Regions from separate parts of the Homo sapiens genome. Here region 2 is linked to region 1. Evidence: read pairs that join two places in POLR2A ChIA-PET (ENCODE). Cell type or tissue: B cell. All regions are shown on one strand. Links, peaks and the distances in the headings refer to the core of each region. The heading gives the core; the rest is flanking DNA.

Region 1 (11,504 bases), core at 1,899-9,898:
CAGCAGGAGGCTCCCCTGGGCCCAGGTCTCAGTACTCAGACCTCTCCTCTGGCCTCATACTCCTGTCTGCCTGTCTCCAGATCTCTTTTTCACTGCAGTATGATGCTCATATTCTCCACACTGGAGCACATCTTAGCGGTGCGCTAAGGAGGAGTGCAGGTTGGCCTCAGATACCAGCAGGCAAGGTCTGGGGCAGCTGAGCCCCTGAACTGGTCACCTGTTTTTTCTGTTTATAATTTTATTTATTATTTATGTATTTATTTTTGATACAGGGTCTTGCCCGTCTCCTGGGGTGGAGTGCATTGACATGATCTCTGCTCACTGCAGCCTCCGCCTCCCGGGTTCAAGCAATTCTCATGCCTCAGCCTCCAGAGTAGCTGGGACTACAGAATCGTGCCACCACGCCCAGCTAATCTTTGTATTTTTAGTAGAGATGGGGTTTCACCATGTTGGCCAAGCTGGTCTCAAATTCCTGACCTCAAGTCATCCGCCCACCTAACACTCCCGAAAGTGTTAGGATTACAGGTATGAGCCACCGCCCCCGCCTGGTCGCCTCTTGACTCCCAATAAGATGAATCTGTTTGCCCCAGTGAGCCAAATAAATACCATTTTCACTGAACAAATCATTTTCTGTGTGTGCCATGACATAAAAGAGGTTGGCAGGCCCGTAGAGGTGGCTCATGCCTGTAATCCCAGCATTTTGGAAGACTGAGGCAGGAGGATTGCTTCAGCCCAGGAGTTTAAGACCATCCTGGGCAACATAGTGAGACCCTCCCTCTAAAAATTTAAAAAAAAAAAAAAAAAAAAAGGTTGGCAGCATTTACCAAACGGTGGCTGTTTTTCCTTACCTTGACCCACAGTAAAAATATATAGGGCTTGAGCCCAGGAGTTTGAGACCAGCCTGGGTGACAGAGCGAGACCCTGTCTTACATTGTCACTCAGGCTGGAGTGGTGCAGTCATGGCTTACTGCACCTTCAACCTCCCGGGCTCAAGCAATCTTTTTACGTCAGCCTCCTAAGTAGCTGGGACTACAAGTGCACATCACCATGCCTGGCTAGTTTAAAAAATTTTTTTGGTAGAGATGGGGTTCCATTATGTTGCCCAGGATGGTCTTGAACTCCTGGCATCAAGCAGTGGTCCTGCCTCAGCCTCCCAAGTAGCTGAGAGTACAGGCCCTGCCACCACCACATGCTGCTTAATTTGTATTTTGTAGTGGGATATATTCTGAAATTTTCTGTTTTATTTTGTCATCTTAAAAAATTGCTGCAAGCAGCCGGGCGCAGTTGCTGACGCCTGTAAATCCAGCACTTTGGGAGGCCGAGGCAGGCAGATCACGAGGTCAGGAGATCAAGACCATCCTGGCTAACACGGTGAAACCCTGTCTCTACTAAAAAAAAAAAATACAAAAAAATTAGCCGGGTGTGGTGGTGAGCACCTGTAGTCCCAGCTACTCAGGAGGCTGAGGCAGGAGAATGGCGTGAACCCAGGAGGCGGAGCTTGCAGTGAGCAGAGATCGAGCCACTGCACTCCAGTCTCGGCGACAGAGTGAGACTCCGTCTCAAAAAAAAAAAAAAAAATTGCTGAAAGGGCCGGGCTCGGTGGCTCGCACCTCTAATCCCAGCACTTTGGGAAGCCGAGGCGGGCAGATCACCTGAGTCAGGAGTTCAAGACCAGCCTGGCCAACATGGTGAAACCCCGTCTCTACTAAAACTACAAAATTAGCCGGGCATGGTGGCGCAAGCCTGTAATCCCAGCTACTCGGGAGGCTGAGGCAGGAGAATAGCTGGAATCTGGAAGACGGAGGTTGCAGTGAGCCGAGATGGCGCCATTGCACTCCAGCCTGGGCAAAAAGAGTGAAACTCAAAAAAAAAAAAAGTGCTGCCGGCGTGGTGGCTCACGGCGGACACTTGAGGTCAGGAGTTTGAGACCAGCCTGGCCAACATGGTGAAGCCCCCATCTCTACTAAAAATACAAAAAGTTAGCCGGGGGTGGTGGAGCGCACCTGTAGTCCCAGCTACTCAGGAGGCTGAGGTGGGAGGATTGCTTCGCTCAGGAGGCAGAGGCTGCAGTGAGCTGAGTTCGCACCATTGCACTCCAGCCTGGGTGACAGAGTGAGACCCCCATCTCAAAAAACAAAACAAAACACCAAAATCAACAATAATACAGAAGCTTGAAAGAGGAGCCCCAGGGTACTAAAACCCAGCCCTCTGAAGAGCGGGCCTGGGCCGGCTGGTGCTGGTGCCCGTGCCTCTGAAGGGAGCTCAGGGTAGCTGGTTCTGCAAGGGTTGGAAAAAGTAGAAACTGGATTCAGCTGCTGCTAAAGAACTGCAGCTGCCCCAATGAAGAAGCTTTCCTGGGTACAATACAGGCAAAAATAGTGAGCAGATGGGAGGCTGGGGCCTTCTCCAGCCCTTCAGGCCTCTCTAGCGCCCCCTCTTGGCAGAGCCTGGCAGGGAGCAGCAGGCAATGGAGAAACGTGGCTCTGGGTGCATTGGCTCATGCCTGTAATCATAGCAGTTTGGGAGGCCCAGGCAGGTGGATCACCTGAGGGCAGGCGTTCGAGGCCAGCCTGGGCAACACGGTGAAACCCCATCTCTACTAAAAATACGAAAATTATCTGGGCGTGGTGGCGTGTGCCTGTAGTCCCAGCTACTCAGGAGGCTGAGGCAAGAAAATCTCTGGAATCCAGGAGGCAGAGCTTGCAGTGAGCCAAGATCGCACCACTGCACTCCAGCCTGGGCGACAGGGCAAGACTTCATCTCAAAAAGTAGTAATAAAAAATAAAATTAAGAAAACAAAGACATGTGGCTCTGAGTCCCAGCCAGACCATGAAGCTGAGTTGGGTGGGTGGGTGTTATGAGTTGAGTTCGGTCCCCCCGACTTCAAATTCACATGTTGAAGTCCTGACCTGCAGTACCTCTGAAAGTGACCTTATTTGGAAATAGGGTTGTTGAAGACATCATTAGTTAAGATGAGATCATTAGGGTGGGCCCTAAATCCAGCGTGACTGGTGCCCTTGTAAGAAGGAGAAACTTGGACACAGACACACACGCAGGGAGAAGGCAGGCGGTGCAAAGAGGGAGGCAGAGAGCTACCAAGATTGCTACACGGATTGCTACATATTGTCAACAAACCACCAGAAGCAAGGAGAGCGTCAGGGGACAGATTCGCTCTCACAGCCTCAGAAGGAGTCAACCCTGCCCGTACCTTGATTCCAGACTTCGGTCTCCAGCACTGAGACAATACATTTTGATTGTTTTTGTTTGTTTGTTTGTTTTGAGACGGAGTCTCACTCTGTCGCCCAGGCTGGAGTGCACTGGCGCGATCTCAGCTCACTGCAAGCTCCGCCTCCGGGATTCACGCCATTCTCCTGCCTCAGCCTCCCGAGTAGCTGGGACTACAGGCGCCCGCCACCACGCCCAGCTAATTTTTTTGTATTTTTAGTAGAGACGGGGGGGGTTCCACCGTGTTAGCCAGGATGGTCTCGATCTCCTGACCTCGTGATGTGCCCGCCTCGGCCTCCCACAGTGCTGGGATTACAGGCGTGAGCCACCGCACCTGGCCCATTTTGATTGTTGAAGCCGCCTGGTTTGTGGTATCTTGTTACGACAGCCCAGCGCATTAATATAGTGGGTTTGGAGCTAAGAGTCAAGAGTTTGGCATCATCCCCAAAATGTGCTTGGCCCAGGGCAGTGGGGCCTCAGCTGCAGCTAGAAGCCCTTGGAGCCGGGCGCAGTGGCTCACACCTGTAATCCCAGCACTTTGGGAGGCCGAGGCGGGTGGATTACCTGAGGTTGGGAGTTCAAGACCAGCCTGACCAACATGGAGAAACCTTATCTTTACTAAAAAATATACAATTAGCCAGGCATGGTGGCGCACGCCTGTAATCACAGCTACTTGGGAGGCTGAGGCGAGAGAACTGCTTGAACCCTGGAGGCAGAGGTTGCGGTGAGCCGAGATCATGCCATTGCACTCCAGCCTGGGTGACAGAGTGAGACTCTGTCTCAAAAATAAAAATAAAAATAAAAAATAGAAGCACTTGGGCTCAGACGGTCGGCATCTGAGCAGCAGCAGACCCAGTGGAGAACAGAGTGGAGGCTCTCCCATCTGAGGCCCCGGTGGGGTGGCTCATGCCTGTAATTCCAGCACTTGGGAGGCCAAAGTGGGTGGATCACTTGAAGCAAGGAGTTCGAGACCAGCCTGGCCAACATGGTGAAACCCTGTCTCTACTAAAAATACAAAAATTAGCCGGGCGTGGTAGCGCACGCCTGTAATCCCAGCTACACAGGAGGCTGAGGCAGGAGAATCACTTGAACCCAGGAGGCAGAGGTTGTAGTGAGCTGAGATGGTGCCACTGCACTCCAGCCTGAGCAACAGAGTTGGTGCAGGGAAGAAAGCTCTCCCATCCCCTGGGCACCATGGAATCACCATATAATGCCAGGTGCAGTGGCTCTCGCCTGTAATCCCAGCACTTTGGGAGGCCGAAGTGGGCCAATCACCTTAGGTCAGGAGTTTGAGACCAGCCTGGCCAACATGGTGAAACCCTGTCCCTACTAAAAATACAAAAATTAGCCAGGCATGGTGGTGGGCGCCTGTAATCCCAGCTACTCAGGAGGCTGAGGCAGGAGAATCACTTGAACCTGGGAGGCAGAGGTTGCAGTAAGCCAAGATTGTACGCTCCAGCCTGGATGACTCCGTCTCAATAATAATAATAATAATAATAATAATAATAATAATAATAATAATAGTGATTCTACTGAGGGGGAAGATGCCCCTCCCCATATGCCTGAAGTTGAATTTCTTACTTTCTTGGCAAAGGGCAGCTTATAATCACATTTTTTTTTTTTGAGACGGAGTCTCGCTCTATATGGCCCAGGCTGGAGTGCAGTGGCGCCATCTCGACTCACTGCAAACTCCGCCTCCCGGGTTCACGCCATTCTCCTGCCTCAGCCTCCCGAGTAGATGGGACTATAGGTGCCCGCCACCACGCCCGGCTAATTTTTTGTATTTTTAGTAGAGACAGGGTTTCACCGTGTTAGCCAGGATGGTCTCGATCTCCTGACCTCGTGATCCGCCCGCCTCAGCCTCCCAAAGTGCTGGGATTACAGGCGTGAGCCACCGTGCCTGGCCTATAATCACATTTTACTTGATTTAGGGAAACTACTCAAATGGACATTTCTTTTACCTGAGTTTGGGGGAACAAATTTGTGCTTGATACACCAAGTCTTTTTCTTTCAGCCAGTTGTCCTCTTTCTAATACGCCAGTGAGAAAAATAAAACTCCTGGTAAGTCATTGGTAACTTTCTGCCACTCACCGTTGGTTGCTCTGCTGCGGAGTGGCAGATGCCCTGTGAGGCGTTGGTGATGTTTGGTGACGTGGAAGTGGGCTATTTTGGATGAGTCCTTTTTGGCCGTGGGTATTTCAAGAACACAAATTGCCCGCTCCCTCATCAGAAGCAGGGCCAGAGCGTGTCTGGGGCTGTTTCTGGTTGCTATAGAGATGGGCCCCACCCTGAAGTTCCCGCTGGGACCTCCTGGCTCTGTCAAGTTCAGTTTCCCCAGACACAGCTGCAAGGCCTGTTCTGAGCAATTCCTGCTGTTAGAGTGTTTATACACACCTCGAGTGCATTTCCGCTTCTGAGCCTCCAAAACCACAGAAAGCCAGAAAGGGGCGGTGTGACCTCTGAAGATGTCCGCATCCCAGTACTGAGGAGCCTTGGCTGGAGGGACCCCCCTCTACACCAGAGAGCTGGAGGAGAGGAGGGACCAGGGGAGGTGCTTAAGGGCCTGGCCCCTCCCTGCTATTATATTTCTGGTCCCCCTTCCCAGAGTTAGGGGGCTCTTCTCCACTTCCCTGGCAAGATGCAAGGTGGCAGTTTTAGTCATTTTCATCCTCTTTTTCCCCTCCTTAAGCTTATCTCTCACCTAAATAATAGAATGATTTTGAAACTTCAAACCCTTTTTTTTTTTTTGAAATGAGGTCTCACTCTGTCACCCAGGCTGGAGTGCAGTAGTGTGATCTCAGCTCACCGCAACCTATGCCTCCTGGGCTCAAGCAATCCTCATACCTCAGCCTTCAGAGTAGCTGAGATCCCAGGTGTGCGTCACCATGCCTGGCTAATTTTTTTTTTTTTTTTGTATTTTTGGTAGAGATGGGGTTTCACCATGTTGCCCAGGCTGGCCCTGAACTCCTGAGCTCGTGATCCTCCCGCCTCAGCCTCCCTAAGTGCTAGGATTACAGGCGTGAGCCATGGCGCCCAGCCGAAACTTCAAATCTGATTGTACTGTTTCCCCATGTGAGACCATGCCCTGGCTTCCCATTGTTCCTAGGAAAAGTCCAGAATCCTTACCAGGCTCTGCTCTGCAGGACCTGGCCTGCCACCTCGGGCCTCTCACCCTTCTGCCCTGCACTGCTGTCCCCTGCAGCGCCCTGGCTGGTCTCGAGCCCACACCCATCCTTTCTGTCTTGTTAACTCCTCCTTGTCTTTCAGGCCTCAGCAGTCCTTTCTTCAAGGAAATGAGCCCTAGAAATGGCCTTCTGCCAGCCCCATTAGGGTTCCTTCTTATGGCCACTGTCCTTTTCTTTCTTTTTTTTTTTTTTTGGCAGGGGAGGGGGGACGCGTGGTAAAATATACATAACATAAAATTCACCATTATAACCTTTTTTTTTTTTTTTTTTTTTTTGAGACGGAATCTTGCTTTGTCACCAGGCTGGAGTGCAGTGGCGCAGTCTCGGCTCACTGCAAGCTCCACCTCCCGGGTTCAAGTGATTCTCCTGCCTCAGCCCCCTGAGTAGCTGGGACTACAGGTGCCCGCCACCACACCCAGCTACTTTTTGTATTTTAGTAGAGACGGGGTTTCACCATGTTGGCCTTGATCTCCTGACCCCGTGATCCACCCACCTCGGCCTCCCAGAGTGCTGGATTTACAGGCGTGAGCCACCACGCCCAGCCAATTTTAACCATTTTTAAATGTACACTTCAGGGGCTTTAAGTGAATACGTTGTTGTGCAGCCATCAGCACCATCCATCTCCAGAACTTTATCATCATTCCACACTGAAACTGTCCCCATTAAACACCAACTCCCCATTCCCTGTTGCCCAGCCCCTGGCAACCTCCATCGTATTCTAGGGACCTCATATATAAATGGAATCATAAAGTATTTGTCTTTTTGTGATTGGCTTATTTTACTTGGCATAATGTCTTCAAAGTTTATCCAAAGTGTAGCATATGTCAGAACTTCTTGATTGTTTAGGGATGAATAACAGTCCACTTTGTGTGTGTATATACATTTTTTTTTTTGCTTATTTATTCATGTGTCTATGGACACTTGGATTGTCCCAGGCTGGAGTGGAATGGTGTGATCTTGGCTCACTGTAGCCTCCACCTCCTGGGTTCAAGGGATTCTCCTGCCTCAGCCTCCAGAGTAGCTGGGATTACAGGCTCCTGCCACCACACCCGGCTAATTTTGTATTTTTAGTAGAGATGGGGGTTTCACCCTGTTGGCCAGGCTGGTCTCGAACTCCTGGCCTCAAGTGATCAACCTGCCTCGACCTCCCAAAGTGCTGGGATTACAGGTGTGAGCCACTGCACACGGCCTGCTTTCAGTTATTTTGGATACGTATCCAGAAGTGGGGTTGCTGTGCTTTTCTTTGATAGTACTTAGTACAGTGACACCTATCCCACAGCCGTTTGTGTGGTGCCTGTGAGGACAGGGGCATCTCTGTGACGCCCACTGCTGTATCCCTGGCACTGAGCACTGTGCCCTACAGTGATTAAATATTGTCTTGTTGGCCATGTGCGGTGGCTCACGCCTGTAATCCCAGCACTTTGGGAAGCTGAGGTGGGCGGATCACCCGAGGTCAGGAGTTCAAGACCAGCCTGGACAACATGGAGAAACCCCATCTCTACTAAAAATGCAAAAATTAGCTCAGTGTGGTGGTGCACACCTGTAATCACAACTACTCGGGAGGTTGAGGTAGGAGAATCACTTGAACCCGGGAGGCAGAGGTGGCAGTGAGCTGAGATTGTGCCACTGCACTCCAGCTTGAGAGACAGAGTGAGACTCCAACTCAAATATATATATATATTATATATATAAAATACATAATATATGATAATTGTATATGTATAATATAATATATAATATATATTTGAGTTGGCGTCTCTGTATCTACATAGAGAGACACTCTACATAATATATATATTTTTTATATATATATACAATAGTTTTGTTTTGTTTTAGAGACAAGGACTCACTCTGTCACCCAGGCGGGAGTTCAGTGGTGCAATGGTAGCTCACTGTAGTCTTGAACTCCTGGGCTCAAGTGATCCTCCCACCTCAGCCTCCTGAACAGCTGGGCCTGCAGGCACGCACCACCACCCCGGCTAATTTGTTTTTATTTTTACAGAGACAAGGTCTTGCTATGTTGCCCAGGGTAGTCTTGAACTCCTGAGCTCAAGAGTCCCCTTGCCTTGGCTTCTCAAGGTGCTAGGATTACAGGTATGAGCCACCTCACCTAGCCTAATTTTTTATTTTTATTTTAGGCATGGGGTCTCACTGTGTTGCCCAGGCAGGTCTGGAACTTCTCACCTCAAGCGATCCTCTTGCCTCAGCCTCTCAGATGTTGGGATTACAGGCATAAGCCACTGTGCCCAGCCCTGATACATTATTGTTGAATGAGTGAGTGAAAGTTTCCTATCAAAACGGGTAGAACAAGATGTAGTGTCTGGAAAACTTAGGTGTGGGCTAATCTTAGCCCCTGAAAAACAGATGCTTGGGATCCCCCATGGATCTCTGTCACCCAGGCTGAAGTGTGGTAGTGTGATCACAGCTCACTGCAACCTTGAACTCTGGGGCTCAAACAACCAGTACTCCCACCTCAGGCTTCTGAGTGACTGGGACTACAGGCTCACGCCACCACTCCTGGCTAGTTTTTTATTTGTTTATTTATTTTTTTTTGGTAGAGACGGGATCTTGCTATGTTGCCCAGGCTGGTCTCCAACTCCTGGGCTCAAGCGATCCTCCCACCTCAGCCTCCCAAAGTTTTGGGATTATAGGTGTCAGCCCCCAAGCCCAGCTGTTTTTTATTTATTTTATTTTATTTCAGTCGGAGTCTCCTTCTTATAACCCAGGCTGGAGTGCAATGGTGCCGTCTCAGCTCACTGCAACCTCCGCCTCATGGATTCAAGCCATCATCCTGCTTCAGCCTCCCAAGTAGCTGGGATTAGCCACCATGCCTGGCTAATTTTTGTATTTTTAGTAGAGACGGGGTTTCACCATGTTAGCCATACTGGTCTCAAACTCCTGACCTCAGGTGATCCGCCCGCCTCGGCCTCCCAAAATGCTAGGATTACAGGCATGAGCCACCATGCCTGGCCTGTTTTTTATATTAAAGCAATATTGGGCTGGGCTTGTATATTAAAGCAGCATTGGGCTAAAAATACAAAAATTAGCTGGGCGTGGTGGTGCACGCCTGTAGTCCCAGCTATTGAGTAAAATTCAAAGTTTGAATGTCATTTAAAGATAAAGTACAGGCCGGGGGTGGGCATTGTGGCTCATGCCTATAATCCCAGCACTTTGGGAAGATGAAGTGGGAAGATTGCTTGGGCCCGGAAGTTGGAGACCAGCCGGGTCAACATAGCAAGACCCCATCTCTATTTGGTTCCATATACCCCTGAGGGTGTCAGGAGCACGTGGGGAGAACACGGAGGCTCTCCATCCCAAGTGAGGCCCACAAGGACCACCAGGGGCTTCCTTCATTTCTTATGCATCTCCCAGATCTGACTGTGTGGACGGGGAATGATCTCGCCTTCTAGATTTTGTTTGTTTGAGATGGAGTCTTGCTCTGTTGCCCAGGCTGGAGTACAGTGGTGCGATCTCAGCTCACTGCAACCTCCGCCTCCCGGGTTCAGGAGATTCTCCTGCCTCAGCCTTCTGAGTAGCTGGGATTACAGGTGTGCACCACCATGCCCAGCTAATTTTTGTATTTTAGTAGAGACGGGGTTTCACTATGTTGGTAAGGCTGGTCTTGAACTCCTGACCTCGTGATCTGCCCTCCTCGGCCTCCCAAAGTGCTGGCATTACAGGCATGAGCCAGCACACCTGGCCACCTTCCAGATTTTGAATGTCGGCATCAAATGTGTGTGGGGTGTTTGGGGTTGAACGGGACACAGACCCTGCTCAGTGCTCCAGTAGTCCCCTGTTATCCATGGTTTTGCTTACCCACAGTCTACTGCAGTCCAAAAATGTTAAATGGAAGATTCCAGAAGTAAACAACTCATAAGTTTTAGATCGCATGCCGTTCTGAGTAGCATGATGAAATCTCACACCATCCCACTTCATCTAGCCTGCCTGGGACAAGAATCATCCCTTTGTTCGGGGAATCCACACTGTAGGGACTGCCCGCCCATTGTTTACTTTTAGCCATCTTGGTTACTTACCAGATAGAAAAAACCATAGTGCATATAGGATTCTGTACCATTGCAGCATCAGGCACCCACGGGGGTTCTGGGAACTCATCCCCCGCGATAAAGAAGTACTAGAGTACTTTCCTCCTGGGAGAGATGCAGTAGCTGCCAGCCTCAGCCACACCCAGTTCGGCCCCATCCTCCTGGCCAGGCCTCGGGGAGTCACAGTCCAGCCGCACCCGCTGTGCCTGGGAGGAGAGGGGGTGAAGGGAGGCACTTCTGTGAGTGTTCCTCGGGCCTTGGGAAGGGGAGGACAAGGATGAGGAGAAGGGAGGAAAGAAGTCTGGGGGTCTGTTTCCTCCTGGGGTGTGGGGAGGCCATGGGAGCAGTCCAAGCTCTTCCTCAGGCTGTTGGTTGGAACCCCAGCTCATTTTCCCACAGAAACAAAGCGGGAGTGGAGGTTGGCGCCCTGCCTGGCCCAGAGCAGCCAGGCCCAGCAACCAGCGCCAAAGCCTCGGAAACCCCTCACCCTGCACCATTGTCTGGGCCTGGCGGGGGCTCTGGCGGGAGCTTCTGAGGCCACAGACCCTCGGGCAGCCTTGCCAAGGCTCCGGTGACCATGGGAACTGGGACCCAGCCGAGGGCAGCATATACACAGGCGGCAGCGCTGGGAAGCAGGGCTCTGTGTGTGTGAGTGTGAGGTGTGTGTATGTGTGCGTGTGTGTTTAGACATTTCTTGTTTTTTGGAGACAGAGTCTTGCTCTGTTACCCAGGCTGGAGTGCAGGGGTGTGATCTCGGCTCACTGCAACCTCCGCCCCCCAGATTCAAGTGATTCTTTTGCCTCACCCTCCCGAGTAGCTGGGACTACAGGCACGTGCCACCACTCCCGGCTAATTTTTGTATTTTTTAGTAGAGACGGGGCTGGTCTCGAACTCCTGATCTCAAGTGATCCACCCACCTCAGCCTCCCAAAGTGCTGGGATTACAGGCATGAGCTACCACGCCTGGCTTGTTTAGGCATTTCTAAGCACAAGACACACCTAGGCTGGGCGGTATGGAAAGAGTGTTCTGGACTGGGTAACAGTGGGCAGCC
Region 2 (10,419 bases), core at 300-8,299, 130 kb before region 1:
ATGCAAGCGTCGAGCCCGGAGGCTTGCTGGGGCAGTAAATGGGTTAGTGTCACGAAGCCCAGAGGCCCTGGCCACTGTCATTGTCGCTATGATTGTGACTGCGCTGGGAAGGAGGGAGTTTCCAGCCCTGAGGGAGGTGAGCAGGAGCTCATTTCAGGGATCCAGACATCTCCTAGGAACTTGGGGGCCGAGGGCCTTCAGGCATCGATGGCCCCCTGGTCCTTGGGGCTGGGCCTGCCTTGGCTGACCACGGGGCCCCTGCAGGGTATATACCAGGTGCAGCTGCGGGCCCTTGAGCACGTGGATGGGACGCACGTGTGCCAGCTGCCGGAGGACCAGAAGGGCAACATCCATCTGAAACCTTCCTTCTCCGACGGCCTCAAGATGGACGCGGGCATCATCTGTGATGTGTGCACCTGCGAGCTGGTACAACGCAGCCCCGCAGGGCGGGAGGGGAGAGCTGAGCCAAGCACCCAGGGACCCTGAGGAATGAAGCAGGACTCCTGTGCCCCATATCCCTTGTGGGGTTTCCCGAGGCACACAGGAGAGCGGAAGTGTCCAGTGGCCCCGGTCCTGCTCCCCCGACGCACCCCACCATGGTCTCTCTCATTCCAGCAAAAAGAGGTGCGGTCAGCTCGCTGCAGCTTCAACGGAGACTTCGTGTGCGGACAGTGTGTGTGCAGCGAGGGCTGGTGAGTGGGGAAGGGAGTTGGGCACCCAGGACACCAGTGGCCCCTGATGGGAAAGCTGGGCTCCTGCAGGGGCCTGGCCCTGGGTGCACCTTGTACACCTGGCTGGGGGTGGGGCGGCAATCAAAGAAACGGCTAAGGGCGGGGCACACCCAGTTGTTGGTCAAACCCAGGTCAAAGCACTTTGAAATACAGAGATATATGGGCTGTCTCTAGAAAGAGGTGTGAGGATTGAGACGGGGTTGGCTGTTGGGGCTGGGGTCTGGATCTTGGGGGACAGGCACACGAGGCTTCCTTTTTGCTCCATGCCTTTGGTATTCTGAGTCCTGTGTCATATTGCCTGATCAGAAGAGAGCTCGTAAATGCACGGCAGTAAGGGCTTTAGCTTCAGGACACTGGGCGAGCTTGCCACAACTTGAGGCAGAGCAGTGGGGAAAGGACACTGGAAGGGGTGACATGACAGGGCACTGGGGTTTAGGTCTCAGCTCAGCCACTTCTGTCTGCATGACTGGGAGCTGCCTCGGCCCTCTCAGAGCCTCAGTTTCCTCATCTGTAAAATGGGACAGCAGGCCAGGCGAGGTGGCTCACACCTGTAATCCCAGCACTTTGGGAGGCCGAGGTGGGTGGATCACCTGAGGTCAGGAGTTCAAGACCAGCCTGGCCAACATGGTGAAATCCCATCTCTACTAAAAATACAAAAAAGTAGCTGGGCGTGGTGGTGCATGCCTGTAATCCCAGCTACTCGGGAGGCTGAGGCAGAATTGCTTGCACCTAGAAGGCGGAGGTTGCCGTGAGCTGAGATCGCGCCACTGCACTCCAGCCTGGGCAAGAAGAGCGAAACTCTGTCTTGAAAAAAAATAAAATAAAATAGGCCAGGCGCGGTGGCTTACGCCTGTAATTTCAGCACTTTGGGAGGCCGAGGTGGGCGGATCACAAGGTCAGGAGATCGAGACCATCCTGGCTAACATGGTGAAACCCCGTCTACTAAAAATACAAAAAATTAGCCGGGCGTAGTGGCGGGTGCCTGTAGTCCCAGCTACTCAGGAGGCTGAGGCAGGAGAATGGCGTGAACCCAAGAGGCAGAGCTTGCAGTGAGCCAAGATCGCGCCACTGCACTCCAGCCTGGGCGACAAGGCGAGACTCCGTCTCAAAAAAAAAAATAAAATAATTAAATTAAATTAAATTAAATGGGACAGCAAAAGCCCCAGCTTTCCTCCTGGGCTGTTTCGGGGAATGACCAGTTCCTCCTTCAGGAGTGGCCAGACCTGCAACTGCTCCACCGGCTCTCTGAGTGACATTCAGCCCTGCCTGCGGGAGGGCGAGGACAAGCCGTGCTCCGGCCGTGGGGAGTGCCAGTGCGGGCACTGTGTGTGCTACGGCGAAGGCCGCTACGAGGGTCAGTTCTGCGAGTATGACAACTTCCAGTGTCCCCGCACTTCCGGGTTCCTCTGCAATGGTGAGCACAACAACTGCGGCCAATGCTGATGGCGGGGTAGGGAGTGGACAGCAAGCATGACTTTCCCGTCAGGACCCAGGTTGGGAGAGCCAGACTTGGAATCAGAATCCCCAAGTTCAGGCCCAGCCCACTCTGGATGCCCTGAGGGCCGCCCCTGAGTCCTGCCCCAACCTGGGCCTGACTTCCCTCATCTGTAACGTCCATGCCCAAGGTCACTGTTGGCAGGACTTTCCCCTGGTTTTAAGATTCCAACTCCCCTGAGGTTCTCTCTGGAAGTTCAGTTCTATGCCCACCCCACTTCTCCACACCCCTATCTCATTAGAGTGGGTGCCACCCAGCTCAGCCCTCCAATGGCTGGCAGGTATATGGCATTATGATCTTTCCTCTCTCCAAAGATGCTAAATTTCTGTGGGTTTTTTGTTGTTGTTGCTGCTGTTTTTTTTTTTTTTTTTTTTTTTTTTGAGACAGAGTTTCACTCTTGTCGCCCAGGCTGGAGTGCAATAGCACAATCTTGGCTCACTGCAACCTCTGCCTCCTGGGTTCAGGCGATTCTCCTGCCTCAGCCTCCCTAGTAGGTGGGACTATAGGCATGCACCACCATGCCCAGCTAATTTTGTATTTTTAGTAGAGACAGGGTTTCACCATGTTGGCCAGGCTGGTCTCGAACTCCTGACCTCAGGTGATCTGCCCGCCTCAGCCTCCCAAAGTACACATCTGTAATCACACCTGGGATTACAGGTGTGAGCCACTGAGCCCGGCCCAAAGATGCTAAATTTCTACCTGGAAGGCCTGGAGCTTCCTCTGTATTCCCATGGGTCCAGGCCATAGGCATACAGTCTGGCCAGGAACATCAGAGCTGGGCAGGATCACAGAACTCAGACAAGGGGACATAGGGAAGGATTGGTAGTTGAATGGAGGAGGATGAATGAAAATCTACTCATCAAATACTTATGAAGCCCTCACTGTATACTTTCCAAGCCCCTGCTTTTCTACTCTTTCTTCTGTTCTTGCTTTTGTTCACCATTTCTTCTCTTCGACTGTCTGTCCCTGAGTGTGCTCAGAGAAACAGAAGAGAGAACTGGGCACCACTGGAGAAAGGCAGACAAGTGGCACAGAGGGAGGTATGAGAGAGGAAGGGAGGAAGGTGCCTCTGGGGAAGGAGGCAGGGCCAGAGTACAAAGGGCTTCGGTTCTAGTCCAGAGCAGGACTTCATCCTTTGGACAAAAGGGGGTCACTGGAGGTTTTACTTTCATTTTCTAACTATTTGCATATTAACCTTGTATCTAGTCACCTTGCTAAACGCACTTATGAAATCTAATAATTTGTCTGTAGATTCTTCTGGATACTTTGTGACATGTTCCTCACACTTGCAAATAAAGACAATTTTATTGATTGATTGATTGATTGATTTTTGAGACGGAGTCTTGCTCTGTCACCCAGGCTAGAGTGCAGTGGCATGATCTCAGCTCACTACAACCTCTGCCTCCCAGGTTCAAGCAATTCTCCTGCCTCAGCCTCCCAAGAAGCTGGGATTACAGGGGCCCACCACCAAGCCCAGCTAATTTTTGTATTTTTAGTGGAAATAGAGTTTCACCATGTTGGCCAGGCTGGTCTTGAACTCCTGAGCTCAAGTGATCCTCCCGCCTCGGCCTCCCAAAGTGTGGGATTACAGGTGTGAGCCACCACGCCCGGCTGACAGTTTTATTTCTTTTTTCTTTTCTTTTTTTTTTTTTTTTTTTGAGACGGAGTCTTGCTCTGTCACCAGGCTGGAGTGCAGTGGCGTGATCTCGGCTCACTGCAACCTCTACCTCCCGGGTTCAAGTGATTCTCCTGCCTCAGCCTCCTGAGTAACTGGGACTACAGGCATGCGCCACCATGACCAGCTAATTTTTGTATTTTTAGTAGAGACGAGGTTTCTCCATGTTGGCCAGGATGGTCTCAGTCTCTTGACCTTGTGATCTGCCCGCCTCAGCCTCCCAAAGTGCTGGGATTACAGGCGTGAGCCACCTTGCCTGGACTTATTTCTTACCTTCTAATGCTTATACATCTTATTTCTTTTTCTGACCTTATTGCATTGGCAGGGACCCATTAGAGGTTCTTAGCCAGGGGAGCAGGAGCCACATGATTGGATTTGTTTTGAGATAATTACTCAGGCTGCAGAGTGGAAGGTAGGTAGGATGGAGGCAGAGATGGAGGGAAGGAGATTCCAGGAAAGTGAGGAAGAGATGACTTCTACCCCAGGCTAGCGGCACCCTGGCTCCCACAGCTCTGTTCCCACAGGCCCTCCCTGCCAGGTGGGCAGCCTGGACTACAGGCACAGATGTAGCTCTCATCTCCCTTCCTTGTCCCTCTCTGCAGACCGAGGACGCTGCTCCATGGGCCAGTGTGTGTGTGAGCCTGGTTGGACAGGCCCAAGCTGTGACTGTCCCCTCAGCAATGCCACCTGCATCGACAGCAATGGGGTAGGCCTGGGCATAAGACAGACAGTGTCTGTCAGCACCACCCACCCTCTCCAGAGAGAACCCTATGGAGAGAGGAGAGGGAGCAGGCAGGGATGGGGCACAGCTGGCTCACTGGTGCCCCCTCCTACCCCAGGGCATCTGTAATGGACGTGGCCACTGTGAGTGTGGCCGCTGCCACTGCCACCAGCAGTCGCTCTACACGGACACCATCTGCGAGATCAACTACTCGGCGGTGAGGCTAAGACCTACGAGGTGTGGGCGTGGGAACAGGGCAGGCACAGGGCAGTGTGGGCAGGAGGGGCTAAGCCTGATGCCACAGGAGCTGGCCAAGGGCAAGAGGTTTGGGGAGCGGGGGTCTGGCAGAGGCCCACCCAACACAGTGCCTGTCTGCCCCGCCTTTCCCCGCCAAGATCCACCCGGGCCTCTGCGAGGACCTACGCTCCTGCGTGCAGTGCCAGGCGTGGGGCACCGGCGAGAAGAAGGGGCGCACGTGTGAGGAATGCAACTTCAAGGTCAAGATGGTGGACGAGCTTAAGAGAGGTAGGGGCAGGGGCTGAGGGTTGGGGTTGCTGAGAGCCTAGGCAGCGGGCATCCAACGGGGCAAGGGTGTCATCACCTGGACGGGGGCTTGCAGTCTGGGCTAAGGTCACACAGTCCGGACAGGAACTCCAGAGCTGGGAGGGACCACAGAACCCAGATAGAGGACACCGAATCCCAGAAAAGGGTAAAAGCCTGAGCAGGAGGCACAGAACCCAGGCGGTGGGACACAGTCTGGCCCAGGAAGGGACCAAGAGTCTTGGTGGGAGGCACCTGACTTGGGCAGGGGCATGCACCCAGCAGGGGTACATGGTCACGCTGTGGAGACACGCAGCCTCCCCTCCTCGAGATCAGATACGTTTTCTGGACCCTGAGTTCCTGGGTGATGTCCAGGTCAGGGAAGTGGGGGAGGTAGGTTTCTAGGCTCTGATGCTCCTGAGCAGGGGAGCCCCCACCACACCCGTTCCTGTGCCTGGTGAGAGCACGGCTTTGCAAGGACTTCCACTCTTCCCCAGGAGGCCCTGCCGTGGGTGAGGCAGATCGCAGAGTAGGGGCCCCCTCACCAGACCCTGGGTCCTCTGGGGCGGAGGGGTGTGGCTGGGGTGCCCTGCTGACTGGCTGTGGGTACAGCCGAGGAGGTGGTGGTGCGCTGCTCCTTCCGGGACGAGGATGACGACTGCACCTACAGCTACACCATGGAAGGTGACGGCGCCCCTGGGCCCAACAGCACTGTCCTGGTGCACAAGAAGAAGGGTGAGCTGGTGGGGCCGGGCGCAGGGAGGGGGCGTGTGGCCAGAGCTCGGTGGGGAGGACAGGCACCACCTCCCCCTGCCTCCTCCTCTCCAGACTGCCCTCCGGGCTCCTTCTGGTGGCTCATCCCCCTGCTCCTCCTCCTCCTGCCGCTCCTGGCCCTGCTACTGCTGCTATGCTGGAAGTACTGTGCCTGCTGCAAGGTGAGCACCCAGGGTGCCTCCCAAGGCCCCACATCCCAGGGTCCCCACCCCAACAGGGCCCCCACCCTCCACCAGGGTCCCCAGTCCCCGCCTGAGTTCTCATCTCCCCAGGGTCCCCAACCCCTTCCTGGGTCCCCACCTCCCCAGGGTCCCCATCCCAACAGGGTCCCCATCCTCCACCACGGTCCCCACCTCCCCAGTGTCCTCAACCCCCTCCTGGGTCCCCACCTCACCAGGGTCCCCTCTCTGACAGGGTCTCCACCCTCCATCAGGGTCCTCCTCAGGGTCCCCAACCCCCACCAGGGTCCCCAGCCTCTCCACCCACCATCCCCACTCCTGCAGCTTTCTAGCCAGAGGCTTCAGCCCGTAGAGTCCAGCTGTCTGGATTCTGGTCCCAGCTCTGTGACCTTGGGCAAATTACTTAATCTCTCCATGCCTCAGTTCCCTCATCTGTAAAATGAAGATCATAGAATTGACCTCAGAAAGTGGAGCTGAAGCTTAAATTAGTGAAGTTCAGAAGGGACTGACCCATAGCATGCACCATCGCCCCCACCCCCACCTTGGCAAGACCCACACCAACCCCATCCAGCTTCCGGAGTGACAGTAATGATGATGACACCCATGAGCTCTTAGCCCGAGTCATCCTGGAGCCCCAGCCCCCAGCTCAGCCCTTGCCAGCATCCGTTCTCTGCTTAGCTCAGTGTTCCTCTTTGTGCTGTCGCCACAGCATGTCCACGTGACTCCATTTCCCCGCCCCCCATCACCCCATGAGGTCAGTGGGGCAAGGTCACCATGCCCTATGACAGATGGAGAAATTGGGGCTGAGAGGCAGGTGATAAATGCACAGTCCTCAGAAGGGGCTGAGGCAAGCTGAGCCCACATCTTCCCCAGCTCTAGTGCCCGCCCAGGACCCCCACTCCATCAGCCATCAGTGGCCAGATCCCTGAGAGCACCTGCTCTGGGGTCAGCCACGTGCAAAAGGCCTGGGAGCCACAACAGGGAAGAAAGGGCCCTGCCCGCCCGCAGCTGGCGGTCACTGGGGAGAACAGACAAGAGAAAGCGTGGAGGATGGCATAGCTCAGAGTAGGGATTGTAGGCGGCAGACCACACTCCGTAGTAACCCCCAGTGTTGTGGGATATTAATGTGCATTACATAGGCAAGGAGTTATGTGATCAAATAGGTTTGAGCTAGGCACGGCTGCGCGTGCCTGTAGTCCCAGCTACTCAGAAAGCTGAGGCAGGAGGATCACGAGTCTGGGAGTTTGAGGCTACAGTGAGCTATGATTATGCCACTGCACTCCAGCCTGGGTGACAGAGTGAGACTCAAAAAGAAAAAAAAAAAGAAGGTTTAAGAAACAAGTTTCTTAAATTTAAGTTACAGTGGCTCACACTTGTAACCCCAGCACTTTGGGAGGCCAAGGCGGGTGGATCACTTGAGGTCAGGAGTTGGAGACAAGCCCGGCCAATATGGTGACACCCCATCTCTACTAGAAATACAAAATTAGCTGGGCATGGAGGTGGATGCCTATAATCCCAGTTACTAGGGGGGCTGAGGCAGGAGAATTGCTTGAACCTGGGAGGTAGAGGTTGCAGTGAGCCGCGATCGTGCCACTGCATTCCAGCCTGGGCAACAGAGCGAGACCCTGTCTCAAAAAAAAAAAAAAGAAAAGAAACAAGTTTCTTCTCTGCAGGACTTCTCAGAGGCTTTGATAAAGTCCTGTGCCTAACCTGCAAGAGGGGCATGGGGAATGAATTCAGTGCTTCCCAAGTGAACCTGACCACAGAACCTTTACAGAGCACCCGGCAGGATGAGAGTTCCACGGCGCAAACTTTGGGAACCCTCTGCCCCCATCCCCCTCTATGCCCTTGTGTGCCATGCTTACACCCTGCTACCACCTGGATATTCTGGTGTCTGGGGAGGCACTGTCACCCCTCTTGACCATTGGCATGGGGCGGGGTGGCTGGAAGGGCTTACCTGGGCCAGGGCAGCTGTCTCAGGCCTCACCCTCACCCACCTTGTCTCCTAGGCCTGCCTGGCACTTCTCCCGTGCTGCAACCGAGGTATGGGCCTGGCATCGCAGGGGCAGCAGGGGCTCTGACTGCTCTTTCTCTGAGCTGGGGTGGAGGGAAGCTGAACCTGGAACGGCAGAGGCTGGAGGCTCTGGGGTCCCACCTGAAGAGGTTGGGCTGTGCGGGTCTAGGGAGGGGTGCCGTGCTGAGGACCCCATCCTGCAGGTCACATGGTGGGCTTTAAGGAAGACCACTACATGCTGCGGGAGAACCTGATGGCCTCTGACCACTTGGACACGCCCATGCTGCGCAGCGGGAACCTCAAGGGCCGTGACGTGGTCCGCTGGAAGGTCACCAACAACATGCAGCGGCCTGGCTTTGCCACTCATGCCGCCAGCATCAACCCCACAGAGCTGGGTGAGGGCGGGGCTGGGCGCCACAGCTCTGGGCAGTGCCCTTCGGGCCCTCTGTTCCAGATCTGGGATCACAGCATGCCTCTTCTCTGGGTGTGGGGTGCAGGCACAGGGCTCAGCCACCTTTTGCCCTGTGCTGATGGTGCTATGAACCTCATGCCTCGGTGTGCGTGGCCTGCTGGCCAGGCATCCCCTGATCCTAGCATGGTTGCTGGAGGGATGCTCTGTGGTGCCTGTCATGCAGGGGGCTGACCACCTCCATCTCACCCCCTCCCACCGCCTTTCCTTAGTGCCCTACGGGCTGTCCTTGCGCCTGGCCCGCCTTTGCACCGAGAACCTGCTGAAGCCTGACACTCGGGAGTGCGCCCAGCTGCGCCAGGAGGTGGAGGAGAACGTAAGGACCCAGGAACTAGGCCTGGCCGGAGATGTGGGTATGAGGGCGGGTGAGGTGGGCAGGGCAGAGCGAATGCGGTCGTGGTACCGAGATTCATTAACTAGGGGAGAGGGGTCTCTCTGGACCTGTGCCTGGCAGGGGGCATCCTGGGATCTGTTTCCAGAGGGCAGAAGGCCAGAGCCTGGGCCCAGGATGCTGCCCCACGGGGCATGCCCCAGCCAACCCTGAGGATCTCTGGGTACAGAGGCTGCCTGGCTCCCTGGGTCCCCAGCCTGAGGGCTTGCCACGGGGTGGCCTAGGCCCAGCCTCACGCCCCTCCCTTGCCTGGCAGCTGAACGAGGTCTACAGGCAGATCTCCGGTGTACACAAGCTCCAGCAGACCAAGTTCCGGTGAGTCCCGGGGTGCCCGGGTTGGGTGGGGGAGCCGCTCCTACCGGGACTCCAGGAGCCGAAGCCCCCAGGCCGATCAGGCCTCCACTTCAGGGCTATCTAGCTCACAGCGCCCTCTTTGTCCCCACAGGCAGCAGCCCAATGCCGGGAAAAAGTGAGTAGAAGACTCGTGGGTGAGAGGGCCCCCACTTCCTGCCCGCCTGTCCCCAGCCCAGCCACTGCCTCGTCCGTCCCTACTCCATCTCCATCCCATAGGAAGGGAGGGTCAGATGTGTCCGTCAGGTTCGGACCTTCATTCGTTCCTTTGACCATTTCTTCAACAAATGCTAATGTGAAGTGCTTGCTATGAAGTGGCCCCTGGACTAGAGCAGGCAAAAGCAAATCAACCCAGTCCCTGCCCTCATATAGGTGACTGTCCAGCCCCCCACCCGGTACCAGCGATAGCAGGTACCCATCTCCATCCGCTCCAGTGTCCAAGACCCTGATCTTGGGTGCACCTCTGGGGACCAGGCAGGTTACCGAGAGGATGGGCCAGCAGGTCACACACCTTTTTTCCCAGGTCCTACATCGAGTCCTGGCCCTTCATGGGGAGAGAGAGGGAGTGAGGAGGGGGTCTTGATGCAGGGACAGAAGAGCTAGAATCTCAGCACATGACCATCAGTAAGAACCGTTGGCTGTGCGTGGTGGCTCACACCTGTAATCCCAGCACTTTGGGAGGCTGAGGCGGGTGGATCACCTCAGGTCAGGAGTTTAAGACTAGCCAGGCCAACATGGTGAAACCCCACCTCTACTAAAAATACAAAAATTAGCCAGGTGTGTTGGTGGGCACCTGTAATCCCAGCTACTTGGGAGGCTGAGGCAGGAGAATCCCTTGAACCTGGGAGGCAGAGGTTGCAGTGAGCCGAGATTGCGCCACTGCACTCCAGCCTGGGCGACTGAGTGAGAATCCGTCTTGAAAAAAAAAAAAAAGAATGGCTGACCAGCATTTCTTATCCTGCTACGGGCCAAGCATTGTCCTAAGGGCTTTCCGTGTGTGGTCATCTTATCCAACCCTCTCGTCAAGCCTGTGAGGTAGAGATCACTGCTGTTCCCATTTTGCAGATGAGGAAGCTGAG

Evidence for each region. Peaks named below come from ENCODE experiments on the same cell type or tissue, not always from the same donor. Only the 100,000 strongest peaks of a DNase experiment are listed, where the experiment ranks them.
Region 2: POLR2A ChIA-PET joins it to region 1 with 5 read pairs; 6 of 35 experiments call an interaction of 5 or more read pairs at or near these places.

Annotation. Positions count from the first base shown.
Region 1 is chr17:75,859,057-75,870,560 of GRCh38, forward strand. No RefSeq gene overlaps it. Among named protein-coding and RNA genes, the nearest start is that of WBP2, 9.5 kb to the left of the region's middle. RefSeq lists enhancers at 5,472-5,766, 5,834-5,993, 5,897-6,397, 9,581-10,507. In B cell, for the core only: CTCF peaks have their summits at 2,430 (motif pointing left) and 2,632; DNase peaks (open chromatin) are centred at 2,435, 5,515 and 6,295; H3K27ac peaks cover 1,618 bases.
Region 2 is chr17:75,731,548-75,741,966 of GRCh38, forward strand. ITGB4 (integrin subunit beta 4) reads left to right here. Exons shown (of 40, transcript NM_000213.5): 11 at 265-426; 12 at 616-692; 13 at 1,943-2,145; 14 at 4,504-4,607; 15 at 4,741-4,839; 16 at 5,018-5,147; 17 at 5,775-5,897; 18 at 5,991-6,097; 19 at 8,125-8,158; 20 at 8,333-8,524; 21 at 8,811-8,914; 22 at 9,246-9,304; 23 at 9,435-9,458. Among named protein-coding and RNA genes, the nearest start is that of ITGB4, 15 kb to the left of the region's middle. In B cell, for the core only: no CTCF peak of the experiment used is centred there; no DNase peak of the experiment used is centred there; H3K27me3 peaks cover 405 bases.